2 separate regions of the Homo sapiens genome follow, and region 1 is linked to region 2. The links are chromatin contacts, found by Hi-C in ENCODE. All regions are on one chromosome and are shown on one strand. The core of a region is the stretch at or near the end of the contact, and the rest is flanking DNA. Distances in the headings are between cores, read along the strand shown. Region 1 holds the start of PLCXD1 (phosphatidylinositol specific phospholipase C X domain containing 1). Region 2 holds the start of SLC25A6 (solute carrier family 25 member 6).

Region 1 (4,827 bases), core at 2,328-4,827, 1.1 Mb before region 2:
AGTGGACACCCCTCAGTGGTCAGGGGACCTGGGATGTGAGGGGAGGGCTCAGGAGGACATGGGGACAGGTGTGGGGACAGGAGTGGACACCCCTCAGTGGTCAGGGGACCTGGGATGTGAGGGGAGGGGTCAGGGGGAACGTGGGGACAGGTGTGGGGATAGGAGGGGACACCCCTCAGTGGTCAGGGGACCTGGGATGTGAGGGGAGGGGTCAGGGGGAATGTGGGGACAGGTGTGGGGATAGGAGCGGACACCCCTCAGTGGTCAGGGGACCTGGGATGTGAGGGAGGGCTCAGGAGGACATGGGGACAGGTGTGGGGACAGGAGTGGACACCCCTCAGTGGTCAGGGGACTTGGGATGTGAGGGGAGGGGTCGGGGGACGTGGGGACAGGAGGGGACACCCCTCAGTGGTCAGGGGACCTGGGATATGATGAAGGTGACGGGAGGGGAGGGACTGTGACGGGGGAAGGGACTGTGATGGGAGGGAGGGAGTATGACAGTAGCCGGAATGGATGGAATCCGTCATGACACAGAGGATGTGAGTGTACAGCTTTGGGTCCAGCCTGTCCTAGGAGACACTGATTTCCTCGAGTCTTCTGAACCAAAAAGTATCTGAGACAGGTCTCAGGACATTTAGAAAGTGTGTTTTGCTGGCCGGGCACGGTGGCTCACGCCTGTCATCCCAGCACTTTGGGAGGCCAAGGCGGGCAGATCACCTGACGTCAGGAGTTCAAGACCAGCCTGACCAACAAGGTGAAACCCTGTCTCTACTAAAAATACAGAAATTACCTGGGTGTGGTGGTGGGCGCCTGTAGTCCCAGCTACTTGGGAGGCTGAGATAGGAGAATTGCTTGAACCTGGGAAGCGGAGGTTGCAGTGAGCCGAGATTGCACCACTGCACTCCAGCCTGGGAGACAGAGCAAGACTCCGTCTCAAAAAAAAAAAAAAAAAAGTGTGTTTTGCTAAGGTTGAGGACGCGCCTGTGACCGAGCCTCAGGAGGTCCTGACGACCTGTGCCCTAGGTGGTCGGAGGACATCTTGGTATTATGCATTTTAAGGAAACGTCAGACATGAATCCATACGTGTAAGACGAACCTTGGTTCTGTCAAGCGCGTCGGTGCGAAGAGACCCCCGAACAGGCTTTGTGTGAGCGATAAAGCGGTTCATTCACTTGGGTGCAAGTGGGCTGAGTCCGAAGAGAGAGTCAGCGAAGGGAGATGGGGGAGGGGTGGCTCAATAGGAGTTGGGTAGGTAATGGAAAATTACAGCAAAAGGTGGTTATCTATTGTCAGCAGAGGAGGGATTGCAAGGTGCGTGGTGCACAGATCATAAGACTCATTGTCCAGAGGACGAACGGCACAAAGTCGATTGATCGGCTAAGGTAGGGCAGGGAGAACTCACGATAGTAAAATGTTGTAATTTTAGTTAACCAGTTAAGGCAGGAACTGGCTGTTTTACTTCTCTGTGGTTTTTCCTTGGCTGCTCCAGACTTCTTGGCTCCTGCAGGCCACCTGGACGTATATGTGCAAGTCACAGGGGTGATAATGGCTGAGCTTCGGCTCAGAGGCCTGACAGGTTCAATCGGTGAAGGTGGGACTGCTCCACTGGTGGTGAGGCGGGCTTCCAGGTCATAAGGTAGATTTTAAAATTTTCTGACTGGCAATTGGTTGAAAGAGTTATTATTAGGCCGGGCACGGTGGCTCACGCCTGTCATCCCAGCACTTTGGGAAGCCAAGGCGGGCGGATCACCTGAAGTCAGGAGTTCGAGACCAGCCTGGCCAACATGGTGAGACCCCCGTTGCTACCAAAAATACAAAAAATTAGCTGGGAATGGTGGCAAGTGCTTGTAATCCCAGCTGTGCTGGAGGCTGAGGCAGGCGAATAGCTTGAATCCAGGAGGCGGAGGCTGCAGTAAGCTGAGATCATGACACTGCACACCAGTCTGCGCAACAGAGCGAGACCCTGTCTCTGAAAAAAAAAAAAAGAAGAAAAAAAGAGTTATTAGTAGAAAGGAATATCTGCATTAAGATAAGAGGATGTGGAGACGAAGGTTTTTTGTTTTTGAACGGGAGTCTCACTCTGTCTCCCAGGCTGGAGTGCAATGGCGCGATCTCGGCTCACTGCAACCTCCGCCTCCCGGGTTCAAGCGATTCTCCTGCCTCAGCCTCCCAGTAGCTGGGACTACAGGCGCGCGCCAGCACGGCTAAATGATTTTTGTATTTTTACCAGTGATGGGGTTTTGCCATGTTGGCCAGGCCGGTTTCGAACTCCTGACCTCAGGTGATCCGCCCGCCTCGGCCTCCCAAAGTGTTGAAGTGCTCGAATTACAGGCGTGAGCCAGCGGGCCCCGCCCAGACCTGCATTTTAACCTCCCCTCCACCCCGCGGCCCCGGGACCCTGGGCATCCGGAGGCTCACAGCGGCCCTGCTGGGATGCTCCAGGCAGATCACTGCACAGCCCTGCAGGCAGAGGGGAGGCCGTGCAGGAGGAGGGGAGGCCGTGCAGGGGGAAGGGAGGCCGTGCAGGGGGAGGGGAGGCCGTGCAGGGGGAAGGGGGGCCGTGCAGGGGGAAGGGAGGCCGTGCAGGGGGAAGGGAGGCCGTGCAGGCAGAGGGGAAGACGTGCAGGGGGAGGGGAGGCCGTGCAGGAGGAGGGGAGGCCGTGCAGGGGGAAGGGAGGCCGTGCAGGCGGAGGGGGGTACGTGCAGGGGGCAGCGGAGGCCGTGCAGGGGGAGGGGAGGCCGTGCAGGGGGAAGGGGGGCCGTGCAGGGGGAAGGGAGGCCGTGCAGGGGGAAGGGAGGCCGTGCAGGCGGAGGGGGGTACGTGCAGGGGGCAGCGGAGGCCGTGCAGGGGGAAGGGAGGCCGTGCAGGGGGAGGGGAGGCCGTGCAGGGGGAAGGGGGGCCGTGCAGGGGGAAGGGAGGCCGTGCAGGGGGAAGGGAGGCCGTGCAGGCGGAGGGGAAGACGTGCAGGGGGAGGGGAGGCCGTGCAGGGGGAGGGGAGGCCGTGCAGGGGGAGGGGAGGCCGTGCAGGGGGAGGGGAGGCCGTGCAGGGGGAAGGGAGGCCGTGCAGGGGGAAGGGAGGCCGTGCAGGCGGAGGGGGGTACGTGCAGGGGGCAGCGGAGGCCGTGCAGGGGGAGGGGAGGCCGTGCAGGGGGAAGGGGGGCCGTGCAGGGGGAGGGGAGGCCGTGCAGGGGGAGGGGAGGCCGTGCAGGGGGAGGGGAGGCCGTGCAGGGGGAGGGGGGCCGTGCAGGGGGAAGGGAGGCCGTGCAGGGGGAGGGGAGGCCGTGCAGGGGGAGGGGGGGCCGTGCAGGCGGAGGGGGGCCGTGCAGGGGGAGGGGGGGCCGTGCAGGCGGAGCGGGGGGCGTGCAGGGGGAGGGGAAGCCGTCCTGGGCCTTTTCCAGCTGGCTGCAGAGAAGGGGCCAGCTCCCTCCTGGGGACCCGGAGCCGCGGTACAGGTGTGGTTGCTTCTCTTGGAGAAAGAGGCTGAGCTGACATCCCCCGGGCTGATAAAGAATGGGCTCCTCCTCCTGGGCCCAGCAGGCTCCCGGGACCCTCCCTCCCTCCCTCCCTCCCTCCCTCCTTCCGGGCAGCAGGGAAGATCTGAGTTCATGTAGCTGGTGTTGGCTTAGGGTCTGGGAGGAAGGCTTTTGGGAAGATGTAAATAAGAACAAAATCTGCAGCCACCTGGGAAGCCTGGCCTCAGTGTGGAAGAGAAGGCAGCAGGATTATTACAGAACCTTGTGAAGCCAACGCGGGCAGCCGCCAGGAGCTGCAGACCGAGAGGATCTCGTCCTTTCTTGCGGCCCAGGGAGACCAGGCCTTTCATTCTGGGCTCGAGACCAACAATTCGAATTCCGAACTCCCCCTGCGTGTGGGACTCAAGGTGGGTTTGCAGTTTGCAGGCAGCTGAAGTTTGTCTCTTCTCCAGGAGGCCGGGGCTTCTTCCCTTCCTCTCTGTCCCATTTCTTTTTTCTTGAGACAGAGTCTCACTTTGTCACCCAGGCTGGAGTGCAATGGTGTGATTGTGGCTCACTACAGCCCCCGCCTCCCGGGTTCAAGCCTCAGCCTCCTGAGTAGCTGGGATTACAGGCGTGCGCCACCACGGCCGGCTACTTTTTGTACTTTTAGTAGAAATGGGGTTTCACCATGTTGGCCAGGCTGGTCTCGAACCCCTGACCTCAGGTGATCCACCCACCTCAGCCTCCCAAAGTGATGGGATGACAGGCGTGAGCCACCGTGCCCGGCCCCTCCAGGTCTCATTTCTAAGAGGAGGCCTCAGGTCCACCAGGAAACATTCCTCAGATGTGAAACTGTCAACAGGCTGATTTCTGGGCTCAAGATCAACAATTCTAATTGATTTGATTAAATCAATTAGATCTAATGATTTTAATCTAATCAGTTTTAATCTAAATGATTAAAAATCTTACATACATTGCCGGGCGTGGTGGCGGACGCCTGTAATCCCAGCTACTCTGGAGGCTGAGGCAGGAGAATTGCTTGAACCTGGGAGGCGGAGGTTGCAGTGAGCCGAGATTGCATCATTGCACTCCAGCCTGGGTAACAAGAGTGAAACCCTGTCTTTAAAAAAAACAAAACAAAACAAAAAAAAAACCGTACATACAGCTGGGCACCGTGGCTCACGCCAGTAATCCCAGCACTTTGGGAGGCCGAGGCAGGCAGATCACCTGAGGTCAGGAGTTCAAGACTAGCCTGACCAAGATAGTGAAACCCCGTCTCTACCAAAAATACAAAAATTAAGCAGGTGTGGTGGCGGGCGCCTGTAATCCCAGCTACTCTGGAGGCTGAGGCAGGAGAATTGCTTGAACCTG
Region 2 (4,993 bases), core at 623-3,122:
GAGCTCAGGTGATCCTCCCTGGGCCTCTTGAAGCGCTGGGACATCCCGCCCTGCTAAGTTTAAAAAAATTTTTTAAGCCGGGCACAGTGGCTCATGCCTGTAATCTCAGCACTTTGGGAGGCTGAGGTGGGTGGATCACGACGTCAGGAGATCAAGAGCATCCTAACACGGTGAAACCCTGTCTCTACTAAAAATACAGAACATTAGCAAGGTGTGGTGGCAGGTGCCTGCTAGGGAGGCTGAGGCAGAATGGCGTGAACCCAGGAGGCGGAGGCTACAGTGAGCCGAGATCGTGCCACTGCACTCCAGCCTGGGCGACAGGGAGAGACTCCATCTCAAAAAAAAAAAAAAAGGTTTTTTTAAGATGTGGGGTCTTGCTATGTTACTCTGGCTGGTCTCAAACGATCCTCCCTGGGCCTCTCCAAGTGCTGGGACACCCCGCCCTGCTAAGTTTAAAAAATTTTCTTAGAGACGGGGTCTTGCTACGTTGCCCTGGCTGGTCTCAAACTCCTGGGCTCAAACGATCCTCCCTGGGCCTCTCCGAGTGCTGGGACACCCCGCCCTGCTAAGTTTAAAACTTTTTCTTAGAGACGGGGTCTTGCTATGTTGCCCTGGCTGGTCTCAAACTCCTGAGCTCAGGCGATCCTCCCTGGGCCTCTCAAAGTGCGGGGACACCCCGCCTGCTAAGTTTTAAAAATTTTCTTAGAGATGGGGTCTTGCTATGTTGTCCTGGCTGGTCTCAAACTCCCGGGACACGCCACCCTGTACTAGGTTTAAAAAATTATCTTAGAGATGCGGTCTTGCTCTGTTGCCCAGGCTGGTCTCAAACTCCTGAGCTCACGCGATCCTCTCCGGGCCTCTCAATGCACTGGGACGTCCTGCTTCGTTAAGTTAAAATAATTTTTTTTGAGGTGAGGTCTTGCTGTGTGGCCCCGGCTGCTCTCAAACTCCTGGCCTCAAGCAATACTCCCCGGGCCTCTCAAAAGCGCTGGGATCGCGGGCGTGACCTGTCCTTGCAGCCAAGCCTATTCATTCCCATCACCGAGCTGTCACTCGGAGTACAACGTTAGCAAGGACGTCCTGGCGGCAATGTTCCTAGGCATCATGCTACTTTCTATAAGCCTCTCCCAAAAGACAAAAAATGCATTGCTCTGGATCAGAATTGCACAAATGAGCTAAGAAGGGGGTAAGAACCACCAATAACCATATCCTGGTTATTCCAGGACACCTGCGGGCAGGCTCGTTGCCCTATTGGCCTTAGAATTACCCTTCACGGTGGAGGGAGCAAGAGCAGACACCTGCCAGGCATCCACCGGAAGGGTTGGTCCCAGCCGGGGGACCCGCAGGATTGAGCTCAAGGTCAAGGCCCGCCAGCCGCAGGGTCCGTCCATGGGCCCTGCTCAGCGCGCATGCGCCCTCCAATCCGTGCCGCATTTCCCCCCGCCCGCCGGGCCCAGTGCGCACGCGTGGACGTCGCCACGCCCTGCAGCAGCGGTCACGTGACGCGGCCCCCGGAAGCCGGCGGCGCGTGGACAAAGCGATCGCGGCCTTCCACTTCCGGCGCCCGCCTGCAAGGCTCTGCTGCCCACGTCCCCGCCCGACCCGGCCACTCGGTTCCCGTCCCCTAGTCCCCGGAGCGGCCGCGCCCGCGTCCCCACCTGCAGCAGCAGCTTGACCCGCTCGATCGGAGCCACGGCCGTCTTGGAGATGGCGGCGGCGATGCCTCCGGCCAAGAAGTCTTTGGCGAAGGAGATGGCCTGTTCCGTCATGGTGGCAGGGCGGGCAGCGGAACGGGAGGACAGCCGGAGAACGGGCGCGGAGAGTGAATGGAGGGCGTCGCTGGCTCAGCCCTGCCGCCGCCTGGACCGAAAGGACGGAGCAGCCACCGCGCAGCCGCTAAGACGCCGACGCCACGCCCACTCTCCGCCCCCGCGCCTCCTCGCGCCGCGCTCATTGGCTGCGCCGCCAGGCCCCGCCCCACACCAGCCTGCGTGCCTCGCCTCTGAGGGCTGCCGGGAATCCCGCTGCGTCCCGCCCCGCACTCCAGCGAACCGCGCCCATTGGCTGCGCTCCCCGGAGACGTCCCGCCCCGCACCCCTAGGTATGCCGGGAGCCAGGCCCCGCCCATGCGCCGTAGGGGCCGCTGGGGGTTCCGCGGCAGCCTTGACCTTGTGAAGGTCAGGCCGCTGCCAGTACCCGAGCGGGCGGGAGGGCAGCTGCGGAGTCAGAAGCCCACCCTGATGCCCAGTTCGCTCCGAGTGCGTCGTCCGCTTTCTCCCGGAGGCCGCGGCGACCCCGCCGGGATGTGCGACATGTGGTGCCCCGACCCCCGACCCTTGACCCTTGACCTCCGGGCAGCTCCGACCCTTTCAACACTCTCCGGGGTCGTGCGTCGGGAGACCCCGGCCCCTGCCCGCGTGCACCCGGGGGGCCCCGCGCGAAGCCTGCGGCGGCTTCCACGTGGGCGCGGCTCAGTCCCGCTGCCGATCCGTGACTCCGCGCCGCCCTCCGCGCCCGGCCTAGGTTGGTGGGGGGGGGATCTCTCTGGGCCTCCGTTCTTTGACCCCGCGGTGCCCTCCGCGCCGGGGCTGGGGGTTCCGTGGGCCGCGCCCACCCGCCCGGGCTCCCCTATTTCCCCGTGTCTGTGCCCGTGTCTGCCCGGCGGGGGCTGCGGCCGGGGTCCTCCTTCGCGACCTCCCACTCCGCCCTTCCTCCCTCCCTCCCTCCCTCCCTCCCGCCTCCCTCCTCCCTCCCTCCCGCCTCCCTCCTCCCTCCTCCCGCCTCCTCTCCCTTCCCGGCTCTCTCCCGCCCGCCCTTTTCTCCCCGTCTCTTCCTTCCCTGCTTGCCTTTGCTTTTTGCTGCTTTCCCGCCTCCCTCCTTTTTCTCCGTCTTTCCGTCTCTGCCTTCGTTTCCCTCCCTCCCTTTTTCTTTCATTTCTCTCTCCCTTTCTCCTTCCTTTCTTGCTACGTTTCTTCCCTCTTTTTCATTTTTTTCCTTCCTTTTTCTGCTTTTCTCCCTCCGCCCTTCCTCTGTTTTTTCTTTGCTCCCTCCCTCTTTTTTCTCCCTCTTTCCGTCTCTCCTTCCCTTTTCCTCTTTCCTTCCCTTCCTCCCTTTTCTGCCTTTCCCTCCTTCCCTCTCTTTTCCTTTTCCTCTTTATTTCCTGTCTCCCTTCCTCTCGTCCCTTTCTCCCCTCTCTCTTTTCCGTTTTTTTTTTCTTTTGAGACAGAGTTTCGCTCTTGTTGCCCAAGCTGGAGTGCAAGCTCCGCCTCCCGGGTTCAAGCGATTCTCCTGCCTCAGCCTCCCAAGTAGCTGGAATGACAGGCATGCGCCACCGCGCCCAGCTAATTTTATATTTTTAGTAGAGACGGGGTTTCGCCATGTTGGTCAGGCTGGTCTCGAACTCCGGACTTCAGGGGATCCGCCCACTTCGGCTTCCCAAAGTGCTGGGATGACAGGTGTGTGAGCCACCACGCCTAGCTGTCTCTTTTCCATTTTTTAATTTTTTTTTCATTTTTCCTCTCTCCCTTTGCCTCTCTTTTTCTTCTTCCTTTTATTCTTTCCTGTCTTGTTCTTTCCTTCCTCTCTGTTTCTCCCTTTCTCCCTGTTTTCCTTTTTTTTTTTTGAGATGGAGACTTGTTCTGTCACCGAGGCTGGAGTGCAGTGGCGTGATCTCAGCTCACTGCAACCTCTGCCTCTCAGGTTCTAGAGATTCTTGTGCCTCAACTTCCCAAGTAGCTGGGATTACAGGTGCCAGCCACCCCACCCGGCTATTTTTTTTTTTAAGGACAGATGGCGTTTCACCATGTTGGCCAGGCTGGTCTTGAACTCCTGACCTCAGGTGATCCGCCCACCTCGGCCTCCCAAAGTGCTGGATTACAGTCGTGCGCCACTGCGTCCCGCCTCCTTTTCTTTTTTCTTCTCTCCTCCGTCTTTTTCTATCCTACCTCCCTGCCTCTTTCCTCTCTCCTCCCTCCTTTTCCTTTTTCTTCTCTCCTCCCTCCCTCCTGTTTTTCTCCATCATTCCCTCTCCCTTCCTTTCTTTTTCTCCCGTTCCCCGTTTGCCTCCCTCCCCTTTTTCTTTCCTGTCTCCCTGTCTCCTTTGCTCTTTTCCTCCCTTTCTCCCGTCCCTCCCTCCCCGCCTTCCTTTTCACTTCTTTCCCTTCCCATTGCTTCCTTGCGTTTCCTGCCTTTCCCTGTCTCTCCCTTTCTTTCCTGCCTTTCCCTGCCTCTCTCTTTCCTGCCTTTCCCCATCTCTCCCTTTCCTGCCTTTCCCTGTCTCTCCCTTTCTTTCCCTCTCCTCCCACTCTCCCTCCTTCCTCCCTTCTTTTCTTTCCTCTTCTTTCCCTGTGTCTTTCTTTTTTCTTTCCTTCTCTCTTCCTTTTCTCTCCCTGTGTCTTTCTCGCTCTTGTTTTTCCTTTCTCTCCTTTGTGTACTGAGAAAATGACAGTCCCCGGCTGTGGGTGGGCAGGAGTGACCCGCCCCAGAGAGCGGGGTCACCCTGGGTGACTCCTGGGTGCAGCTGTGAGCCCTGCCTGAGGCTTTTCCTGACCTCTGGGGAGGGCGGCTCAGCCTGGGGCTGGAGGTTGGGGCCAGCTCTGGAGGCTGGAGTGGCTGCTGGGCGGCGGGACGGGTGTCTCAGAAGTCACTGAGGCATGGGTAGGTCTAACCTTGGGACATTGCTGTGGGGAGGGCTGTGGAGACCAAGCACATTCCTGAGGCTCTGCCAGGGCAGCGGGGGTGGACAGTGTCCCCTGAGGACCCAGGACCAAGCCAGGCTCGCTACAGGGGTCCTGGAATAGAGGACAGAGGCCAGGAGCGCTGTGGGTGCTGGGCAGGGGTGGGGAGTTTGCTGGGGAGCTGCGCCTTACAGACCTGTGTTTGTTTCCCAGCCTCAGCGAGGCCGGGCTGGACGGGGCCCTGGTGCTGGTTTTCAGTGCCTCAGCGAGGCCGGGACCAGAGCTGCTATTTCCAGATGAGGCTGGCTCGCATCTGC

Evidence for each region. A loop is a pair of places that touch in the nucleus more often than their neighbours do. Pooled maps may share reads with other maps.
Region 1: a loop to region 2 is called in a pooled map, with 17 times the contacts of the local background. The contact joins the promoter of PLCXD1 here to the promoter of SLC25A6 in region 2. A Hi-C loop is called at or near these places in 3 of 37 single-sample maps with no recorded cell type and 11 of 50 pooled maps.

Annotation. Positions count from the first base shown.
Region 1 is chrX:277,804-282,630 of GRCh38, forward strand. It overlaps PLCXD1 (phosphatidylinositol specific phospholipase C X domain containing 1), which reads left to right and starts at 3,578. Exons shown (of 7, transcript NM_018390.4): 1 at 3,578-3,881.
Region 2 is chrX:1,390,241-1,395,233 of GRCh38, forward strand. SLC25A6 (solute carrier family 25 member 6) reads right to left here and starts at 1,873. Exons shown (of 4, transcript NM_001636.4): 1 at 1,659-1,873. The coding sequence starts at 1,769. LOC124900597 (serine/arginine repetitive matrix protein 1-like) reads left to right here and starts at 1,768. Exons shown (of 5, transcript XM_011546186.2): 1 at 1,768-1,991; 2 at 2,102-2,523; 3 at 4,890-4,993. The coding sequence starts at 1,768. RefSeq lists enhancers at 1,137-1,732, 1,733-2,327, 1,771-2,373.